Linked DNA regions of Homo sapiens: region 1 is linked to region 2. Evidence: chromatin loops called from intact Hi-C (ENCODE). Cell type or tissue: gastrocnemius medialis. All regions are shown on one strand. Links, peaks and the distances in the headings refer to the core of each region. The heading gives the core; the rest is flanking DNA.

Evidence for each region. Hi-C counts contacts between places; a loop is a spot of excess contacts. Peaks named below come from ENCODE experiments on the same cell type or tissue, not always from the same donor. Only the 100,000 strongest peaks of a DNase experiment are listed, where the experiment ranks them.
Region 1: a loop joins it to region 2, with 3 times the contacts of the local background. A loop is called at or near these places in 4 of 110 quality-filtered maps.

Annotation. Positions count from the first base shown.
Region 1 is chr3:28,839,447-28,844,833 of GRCh38, forward strand. No RefSeq gene overlaps it. Among named protein-coding and RNA genes, the nearest start is that of LINC00693, 270 kb to the left of the region's middle. In gastrocnemius medialis, for the core only: no CTCF peak of the experiment used is centred there; no DNase peak of the experiment used is centred there; H3K4me3 peaks cover 113 bases; H3K27ac peaks cover 2,216 bases.
Region 2 is chr3:28,665,562-28,670,948 of GRCh38, forward strand. All of the region lies in intron 2 of LINC00693 (long intergenic non-protein coding RNA 693), which reads left to right. Among named protein-coding and RNA genes, the nearest start is that of LINC00693, 93 kb to the left of the region's middle. RefSeq lists a silencer at 2,211-2,370. In gastrocnemius medialis, for the core only: a CTCF peak has its summit at 2,285 (motif pointing right); DNase peaks (open chromatin) are centred at 2,280 and 2,610; H3K4me3 peaks cover 558 bases; H3K27ac peaks cover 2,713 bases.

The DNA.
Region 1 (5,387 bases), core at 219-5,218, 170 kb after region 2:
GTGGGAACATGGGCTATTTCCAGATGTTCTAATTTCAAGAATCAAACACCTTCATTTTATGCATGATGTAATGCAGGCCTAGGTGGGAGTGTGGCATATTTGAGGAAATCACAAAGGCCAGAGTAGAAGGAACAAAGAGACAGATCTCTCAGTCAAACAGCATGCTATTAAAACAGGTATCCATTCTCTATGCATTGCTTTAAGATAATTGGACAAAAGATACTCCACAAATATGAAAAAAAAAGAGGCATGGCATTCTTTAGCCTTAGCATGTAACATCTCTTTTATGTTAGTTATTGGGTTAGGTGTGTATGGCCAAAGAACTGATGAGATCAGGGACTACCAAGTAACAGGGGAATATTTCCTACTTCTCTAATCAGTTACTTTCACTAAGAAGCAAATACAAAAGCAAGTATAAGAAAAATTAGATACGCTGAGATTTGACTCTTAGGTGGGTATTGCAATTCTTGAGCTCCCCCTATACCTGTGGAAAGAAACAGGTGCTTTCTGTGATCCCTCTTAATTTAAACCTTGGGAGACAATTTTGCATGACTGACACAGATGGCTTATGCTTACGTTGCCTCAATACTATTTCAATAGATTGTTTTCTCTTTTCCATTAAAAAAAATTTAGAACTTCACATTATTCTAGACAACTCACAGGCAACTGGGAAAGAATCCTAAATTTAGCTAATTTCATAAAAAAGGATCTAAAGTACACTTCAGCAGCTTCATATCTGCTGAGTAGTAAAAGAAGTCTCTCCTAATTGACTGTTGTTCATGTAGAAGGTTCTGAGGAAAAAAATAACAATTAAGCTAAAAGCTACCTTTGTGTCATAAATCTAAGTACCTTGACAAAGATGACTTATTTTAAATTCATTGCAAAGAACTTTTGCAAAATTATATAGGATTTTGAAAGACTTTCTTTATACATAGAACAATATAATCAAGTAGTTAATTTCTTTCTCTTAACTTGGAAACTTTAATTAAGGTTTCCTGTTCTATAACCTTGTCAGATCACTGTCCTGGCTTGGTCTTAAAATAAGTTTTATGGCCTTGTTGACCTTCATTTACCTTAGAAATAGAAACAAGTCAACCTTCTTTCCCTCAAAGTGAGAGGAGAAAAGCTCTGTACATCTTAAAATACTGCAAACTTACTGGGCTAGTGGCTTGGAATTTAGTAGTTTTTTTAGTGTTCTCTTAGAAATGTTTGCTAGCTCATTAACCACTGCTCATGCCCTCTTTAATTGCCCTTTATCCTCACACCATTACAAGTTTTGCGCTTTCTAAAACCAGTTCAACACAGGAGGCCATCAGAAAGGAGTTATTTTATTGACTAGAAACCGGAGCCCTACTATTTATAGATCGGATGAAGGCAAGCCTTAAGGGATGGCTACACGTTCCTCACCTGGTCTCCTCTCTTCTAAGAACTTGGCACGATTGCACTTTTCAGCCCCTTGGTGGCAAGGTTGAGACCCTAGGAGCAGTTCTAAACCAACGAGCTGTGGTCAAAAGTGGTATCTGCTGACTGGCAATGTTCTGATTCATAGCTGATCTATCAGCAGGACTCGGAGTGAGTGACTTTGGTAACAGAGCATCCCCACCCCCTCCTCTGGTGCCCCACATGGATGTGTAGTATAAGCAAGAAATGAACTTATTTTAAGCCACTGAGATTTGGGCACTAGCTGTTACTGTACTGTAACCTAACCTGTCCTGAGTGATACCCAGCAGTCCTGTGATTCTGAGAAAAGTGACTCAAAGTTGAGAGAAGTGCCTTGTACCCCTGAGTGCTTTGTTGTTTTCCCAGTTATCTGATGACTGGGGTGTGAAAGCTCAGAAAGACCTTCAGTCATGCAGAAAATTTATAGTCAGTTTTAATGACTAATTCTTAACCCCTACCACCATAACCACTATGACTATTCTTTTCTCTTTCCGTTTTCTCAAATTGACTTTTGCACTAAGACTTGATCGGTGAGAAGCCAGATTGTATTTTGGATGGGGGTAAGGTTTTCAAGTTTAAAAAGCTAGTGCAAAGGCCCAGAGATGAGAAAGAGCTTGACATGTTAGTCTCAATGGAAGGGTACAAAGTATCCTATAATGTATTCTGTGGGTTCCCTCCACCCCAGGTTCTATCTCCAGAACAGTGCACTCAGTGATTGTCGGCTGCTAATGGCTCACAGCAGCCACCTTCTTTGGAGCATTGCTCTCCACAACTGGGAGGCACCAAAACCAGAAGCTTCTTACTCCTTCCCTCCCCCTTCTCAGGAGGGGGAGCCCACAGCTAATGACTGTCTGCCTTGGGGAACAAAATGCTGTACCATTGCCTCCAGGGAGGATACTTCCGCTTTGTAGTGTATGTCTTAGAGCATCTCCTCACTCTCAAACAGGCAAATCTGGATCCTACCTGAGGCTTCTGTCTCCTTTACAGTAGCAAGCAGTAAGTAATAAAGCAAGTGTCTTAGTCTATTACTGCTGCCATAACAGAATACCTGAGACGGGTAATTTATAAAGAACAGACATACATTGCTCACAGTTTTAAAGGCTGGGAGGCCCAAGATAAAGGTGCCAGGAGGTTTCTGTCCCGTGAGGGCCCAGTCTCTGTCTCTCAGATGGTGCCTTGAACGCTGCCTCTTCTGGAGGGGAGAAAAACTGTTCCTCATGTGTCAGAAGAGCAAAAGCGGAGCAATGTTGTGTCCTGACATGATGGAAAGTAGAAGAAAACAAACCCACTCCCACAAACCCTTTTTATACTGGGATGAATCCATTCATAAGGGTGGAGCCCGCATGACCTAAACACCTCCCACTAAGCCCCACCCACGAACATTGGTGTATTGGGGATTAAGTTTCAACGTGAGTTTTGGAGGGGACAAAAACATGCAAACCATAGCACCATCCTTGTTTAGCCCCTTTCTCTTTTCTATCCTGCTTTCCTCCTCCCATTATACTTTCGTTTCTTCAACACGTTATATGCATCCAGGTCTCTGTCTCATGCTCTGCTTCTAGAGAACTCAACAGAACACAGGTACTGTGATAGGAAAGGGTCCTGTGAGCAATATGTGAAGAAACACTGCATGCTATTAACTTTTCTTGGAAGTTCCTCATATCAAATGGGGCATTAAATCCTCTTAAGTCCTGCAACAGAGAAATTTGTTTAACCTTGAATAATCTATTTAACTTTGAGACTTTAAAGAGTTCTGATACGGAATCAGGGATCTCAGCTTCAGACCCCTGCTTTGCAGTTACTAGTTGTGTAATCTCATACAAGGTCCCTAATCCTGTTGAACTTCCTTTTCCTCTCAGTAAAATGATATTATATTCATTGCTAGTGAAAAAGTAAACATGTAAAATAAAATAGCCACTTTGTAAAATAGTTTGGCAGGTTTTTTTTTTGCAAAGTTAAACATAAATTTATAAACCACCAATACTCCTAGGTTTCCTCCCAAGACAAATGACAGACAATGTATGTCAACACAGACATACACACAGGATTCATAGCATTATTTATAATGGAACAAAAATGGAGACAACCTAAATGTCTGCCAGCTGTGGTATAGCCCCATAGTGCAATACTATTCAGCAATAAAAAGGAAAGAACTACTGATATGTGCTACAGCACAAACCTCAAAATCATTATGCTATGGGTACAAAGACAGAAATAGAAGACAACAGAGCATGTGATTCCATTTGTACAAAATTCCTAGATCAGAGGTTGCCTGGGCTTTGGGTTAGTAGTGGGGGTTGACTGCAAATGAGCAGAGGGAAACTTTTGGGAGTGATGGAAATGTTTTAAAATTGGATCGCGGAGATCATTGTGTAACTTTATAAACTTAATGACCATCAGTTGAATTTTGTATTTACAATGGCCGATTTTTATGGTATGCATGCCATACCTCAACGAAACTGCTACGACACGCTCTGAGAGAGTACTTTCTTGTTCTGACCTGCCTTAAAAATATATTTTTGCAGATATAGGAATTTGTCCAATAAAAAATAATTTTAAAGAAAAGGAAGGAGGACTGTAATATTTACCTCATGGGATTACTGTGAGGATTGCCTGAAATAAGCACTCAGTGTTTGATACATGTTAACTATTGTTGTTTTGTTATTGTAATTTCTGTTGCAGTTGAGCCAGCCTTTCCTTACTTATTTTTTTATTTTTTTTTTGTGGAACATTATTTTATTTATTTTTTTAATTTTTTTTATTATACTTTAAGTTTTGGGGAACATGTGTATAACGTGCAGGTTTGTTACATATGTACACATATGCCATGTTGGTGTGCTGCACCCATTAACTCATCATTTAACATTAGGTGTATCTCCTCACTTATTTTTAAGAGCAAAACTTATTTTTCTGGGAATATAAATATGATTGTGGGATTTTTGGGATCTGTTATCTAAGACATTTTACGCATTGGCTTTTTTCCCTTCTTAATACTCTGTGGTTTATTTTGTTTGTTTGTTTTCCTTGTAACTTACCTGGGGTATGTTGAATTGAAGAAAAGCTTTTTTATTTCCTATGTACAGACAGACTGCAAAACATGATTTTTCAGTATTTTGGATGCAATAAAATATTAGTTTGTGGGTTCTAGTAAGGACACAGAGTTCTACAACAGGTATTCCGTTCTGATAAAATTCGTATTATTTTTGAGAAATTGAATACAGTATGTTAAGCCAAATGTCTCTGAAAAACCAATACATATTTTCACTTTACATCTTTTAGACATTAGACACACCAAAAATCTCACCTAGGTGACCTTGTGTTTTTGAAAGGCAAATACATCTGCTGGTGTACTGTTTTTGGCTTAGCCAGAAATTATTGTTAATTTTGCCCCCCAAAAGGCAGATTACTAAAATACATTAGTGTTTTCAGCATGTGCAGTATAGAACAATTTAGACCAATTTAAGCCGTCAGAGTAAGATTGCACCCAAACAGAAGTGCTTGTAGAAATGAATTGACGACTCCAGTAGTTTTAAATCAATGCATGCTGGGCAATCAGACTCCCTTATCGCTCCCTAAAATGACCTGCTTAAAGGAAATTGAAGCACTGTTATAGTTGAGATAGCTGTGCAATCCACATGCTCAAAGTGGTGATCACCTTCAAATTTAAGCACTTAATTTAAGAGCTCCAATAATTTTAAATTGCTATGTGCCGCAAAGAGTGACAGACGGTTACCAGAGTGCGCCAGTATTTTTAAAACACTTCTGTTCAGTGTAATATATTTCTGTGGAAAGGTTCACAGCAAGTTGAAGCAAATTTCCAAATTAACATTGAAAAATGAAAAGCGACATAGCGACAAACTTCAGGTTGGTTTTCTTTTTTTCGTTTCCTTTTTCTTTTCCCCCAGCCAAGAGAAAGGAGTAAGCCTAGTCACTCATCTTTCCTTTGT
Region 2 (5,387 bases), core at 81-5,080:
CAGAGATATCACGTGGCTTATACAAGCTTCCACAGAATATTAGAGATAGACTAGAGTGCCCTTTATTTCCTACACAGGTTTGTGTATTGGAAGAGTACCTAAACATACTGTCACCAAAACAGGATCATTTCCCTCATCCCTCCTCAAGGACCTTATTCTGTCAGTTACCTCGTCTTTTCTGTATCTTCTATTGCTTCCTCTCCACTGTCCTTTCAAATTATTATTAATAGAATACTCAGGACTTAAATATTGTAATAAGGACATTGCCATCACCTATTTCATCTAGACATAATGTCATGCTTCTTCCCTTCCCTTCATTGCCCACAGTGGCACACGACTCACTATTTTACTCCCTCAAGTTCCATTCTAAATTCAGCTCTTCTAAAACTGTTCCAGCTGGGGTCGCAGACAAATCCATGGGACGATATGTAGTCTTCGTCTGTCCCAATTTTTGTGTAGCATGAAAACTCTTGACACCACACACTACAAACTACATTTCATGGGAGGCTCTTTTTCTCTTGTTTTTGAACCATGATCCTATTTTACTTCTCTTCCTACCTTCTGTTAAGTCTCTCTCCCACATTATTCCTTCTCTGCCTATCTTGTGTTTTCCCAGGTTTCATACTTAGAAGCTCTCCTTAGCAATCTTGTACTTTGTTGTGGATTCCAAGACTGTCTACTGAACTGAAGAATGTCTCTGAATGTAGCAGAAGTAATACTCACCAGCTCTCCCTCTGAATTACTCCTCTATTTGACTCTTCATCATCCTCTTCTTCATTCTCATGACATTTCAATACCTAATATATACTGAACACTTGTTATCAAGCAGGTTCAGTGCTGAGAGCTTTTGAAAGTAGAAGAGCACTTTTAAAAGATTGAAAATTATTTTCAACTTTAAAAAATCAAAAAAAATTTACCAAGTAAATACGTTCAGGTAAGCAGCATCCACATCAGAAAATAACATTGCCAGCATTTTAGGGGCTTCTTTAATGCTTTAATGCTCCCTTCCTGGTTACTAACCCTCTACCCAGTGATAATCATCCGGACTTTTTTTTTCAAGATGGAGTTTTGCTCTTACTGCCCAGGCTGGAGTGCAATGGCATGTTCTCGGCTCACTGCAACCTCCGCCTCCCAGGTTCGAGCAATTCTCATGCCTCAGCCTCCCAAATAGCTGGGATTACAGGTGCCCGCCATCACGCCCAGCTAATTTTTTGTATTTTTAGTAGAGACAGGGTTTCATCATGTTGATTAGACTGGTCTCAAACTCCTGACCTCAGGTGATCCACCCGCCTCAGCCTCCCAAAGTGCTGGGATTACAGGCATGAGCCACCGTGCCTGGCCAGTCATCCAGACTTTTTAACATTTATTAGTTTAGCCTGTGTCTGTGTGTTATTTAAATGGAGTCATACAATATGTAGTATTTGGTATCTGGCCTCTTTGCTCAATTTTATGTCTGTAAGATTTGTCTATCTTTTTATGTGTAGTTGTTGATTGCTCATGCCCATTACTGTGTAGTGTCCCATTGTATGAATAACTACAATTTATGTATCTATTTTTCTGTTGCTGGAAATGTTGCTTATTTTTAGTTTATTATTATCACAAGCAGGACTATTAGGAAATTTTCATATATATATATATATGTACCATTCAGCACCCATAATACACGTTTCTATTGCGTATAATCTTAAGAGTGAAACTGCTAGGTCATAGAACATACATATGTTCAAAAATTGTACTCTCAGTTTATATTCGCACTACCAGTATATGAGAGTTCTTGTCCATGTAGCATATATTCTAATTTTCAAAATGGTTCTGTGACATAGTTACAGTTTTATTGTCGTTTTTCATTTTAATAAAATCCGAGTCTTAGACAAGATAAAAGACCAATGTCATGTACTATTAGTTTATACCCCAATGCAGTCTGACCCCAGAGCCTGTATAGTTTAGTAAAGTGTCCAAGGGAGAGAATACAGTCGTGAGTTCTTAGTTTCCCTTTCTGGTTGGGTCAGTGAAGTCCCTTCCTCACCCCTCTTTTCTGTTTATCTCTACAGACAGAAACTAAAAACAATGGCTACAGGCCGCTAAAAGCCTAAAACAAAACAAAACAGAACAACAACAACAAAATAAGTTGGCTTAGACAAGCTTGCAAACCACTATCCTTTCTTATGCCTCTAGGTTAAGGATGTTATCATATACAGGTGTCCTCTACTTGGTAACTTTCACAGCTCATTTCCATAAAGCCAAATGCCAGCCCAGTGTATGTCACCTCCTACTGTGGCCAACAGATGGCGCTAATGGTGGTTTGAAACTTGTCACTTGGGGCTTTTGAGCACATGAGCTCAGACATAGCCTCTTAGAACTAGTCTTTCTCTATAATGGTCTGAGCTGACCTGAGAGCCAGAAACTTTAGGATCATTTCTCTCTCCCACCCCACCTAGTTAAATCCCAAATCCCATTCATCTTAATCAGAAATAATTCCTGAATATGTACCCCTCTCCATTCTCTCCTTCCTCTGTGTGTGCTCTCCTCCTGTCCCTTTTTTTAGCACTCATCACAGGTGGCTATTTATGTATCTGCATTGCCCTGCTATGCTGTGAACTCCTCAGGGCAGAGACTGGGTCATATTCATTCTGTGTCCCCGGTGTCTGACAGTGCCTGGCACAAAGAAGGTGCTCACGTTGGGGACTGAATAAAGTTCCCCTGGCAGAAACCCAAAAGGTTCAAAATGACTGTTCTTTCCTGTAGTCACAGAAGCTCACAGGGCATTTGACTTGCCCTGTATGCTCTGAATGGTCTGGTATCGTACTCTGACCTATGGGAGATCAGGGCTTATTATCACACAGGCTTCTGGCCAACAGTGTGGCTTATTTGTACATTCCATCTCTCTTCTTCCAGAAGATGAAAGACAGGACATGATACAAGCTACGAGATCATTTTTTTAAAGAAAAATGGGTGGTTGTCATAGCATTTCTGGTGTCAGACTGCAGATATGATCAAGCTGTCCATTTACCCTGGTTCAAATTGAATTGCTGGTAATTAAGAATGGGGAATGGGGTTAGGTCCATCTGAGATCAGACAGCAGAACCATTAAGGACAGATAAATCCCTTTATGAGAAATAAAGAGACTCCTGGTTATTAGACTGTATGTTTGTGGGCTAGGTGTTTGTTTTTAATCACAAAGTTTTGTACACTTGGAAGAGGTTAGGTAAAAACATTAAGCAGATTAACATTTTACAAATATTTTCTTTCCCTGACCGTCCTTTTCTACCTCCTTCCCACAGTTACAACTTTTCAATGTTAGTGCTGATATTCTCTCTCTCTAGTATATCACTGTGTTGGGTTAGGAGCCAGACTGCTTGGGTTCAGCTCTTGGTGCCACCCCTCCTATTTATGTGATCTTGGGCAAATTAACCTCTCTGAGCCCCAGATTTCTCATTAGTAAAGTGAGTTTACTATTATAATATTACCTTCCTCATAGGGGTGTAATGGGGATTAAATGAGTTTTAATACATCTAAAACTCTTAGAATAGTGCCAGCCCATATTAAGTGCACTTGGTAAATATTGGCTTTTTTTTTTAAATCACACCAGACATAGCTGTTTTATGAAAGCATTTCCACAGTAACCATGAGCAAGTTCATTTATTATTATGTTTCATGTTGTGGTAGCTTGTATTATTAGGGTGAAAAATGGCCAAATGTAAATGAACTTATATTTAAACTATTTTTTTCTCACCAATTTTGCTGGATAATTTCTATACTCGTTACATAATATGAGCAGAATCCTATACTCTCTACACATGCCACCATAATTTCTTATGTTTATATTGCATCTTAAAGTTTATAAGTGACTTTCACTTATAAAATCTCATTTGAAACTCTAAGAAAGCCTTGCAAGATGGACAGGGCTTTTCAAATATTCATTCCTATGTTATTTAAGAGATAAGAAAGCTGTGTCTTTCTGTAGTTAAGGGAATTTTGCAAGATCTCAAGGATAGTAAATGACAGAGCTGGGATTACCATCCTTCTGGTCCCAGTAGCTCACTCATGGTCAGGGTCTAGGAGCTTGTGGACAAACATGCACATTAGGGAGCTTGGTGAGCTGCAAGTGGATGGTGTGTATGTCCGTTAGTAAAATGTGTGTACATGCAATGGCTTCTACCTAACACAGAAATTAGGTATTAAAAACCTTCGTAAGAGAATTCACAGTTGAGGCCATTATTTCAAAACTAAGAATGGGCAATAGAAGTCCCAAATGAGTCTATGCAAGCCTTTAAAATTTTATGTTACTAAAGTAACTTAAGACAGTACCATAAATTAGGACTATCTCACTGACAGTTTACACATTTTTAGTGAGTAGCAAGTAATTCCAGGATCTCCCTTGCCAACATTTGCAGCATGTCACCTTTATGGTTTTTGTTTGTTTGTTTTGCAGATACTGACACAGCACACTGCAATTTTTTTCTGGGTCTGCTCTGCCATCTAAATGTTCAATGCCTGTCTGGTTTTATGACTTCATATTATTGATTTCTGCCATTCCTGCGGCCTGCATCTGTCAGCCCCTCTTAGACGCCTCTAAGCTTTCTTCCTTTGCTCAGACACAGCCAGAATGCAATACTAAGGTTCTACCTTCCCTTACCTCCTTTGTCTTACTCAAGTCTTCTAAGACCAGTCTTCCTTTTCTGCTATTTTCTGTATCTCCTGTTAAAATTCTCAAACCCCAGAACATCTTTATTAATTTGTCTTTAAAAGACTGACCTAGAACTGAAAACTTCACTGTTTCAGAATAAAAGTATGGGTGCCACAATTTTGCATAAGCTTTCATTCAATTCAGCTAAAAAGTACGCATGGAGTTTCTATGTATGCTCTCCTAGTTCCTCAGGAAAATTCCCTTTGAGGGCCTGGACCTTTGTGATTCATCCAGGCTCATTTGGATTCAGTTCCCTTTTCATGGGATGCCTGTGGAATAAATAAAGTATAGCTATTGTTTACTGTTATTAATTAAGTCTGCCAAACTTTTCTTTTTTCAGCCCCACCTTTCACCTCACCAAAGCCGAACACCTGTACTACCAAAAGCCTCTTGATAGAGCTATGTTTTTATTTGAAAAATGCGAGCTAGCTCTGTAGATATTTCCTTGTAGGAATGTTAAGGAGAAATATATCCGATTGTATTGCCAGTTGGTTGAAGGGATGTTGTAATTGATAACCCCGTACCCATGAGTTCTGACCAGGGATAAGTAATAAAAGCATCAGAACCTCTTTCTCTTCCTGATGAAATAGTGTAGTAGATGCTGTGATGTGCAGCCCAGGTGCCTGCTTTAGGACCCAGGCATTCATTTTCTCAACTGCAGCTAGTGAGGGACACTGTTCTCACATGTCATTCTCTCTGC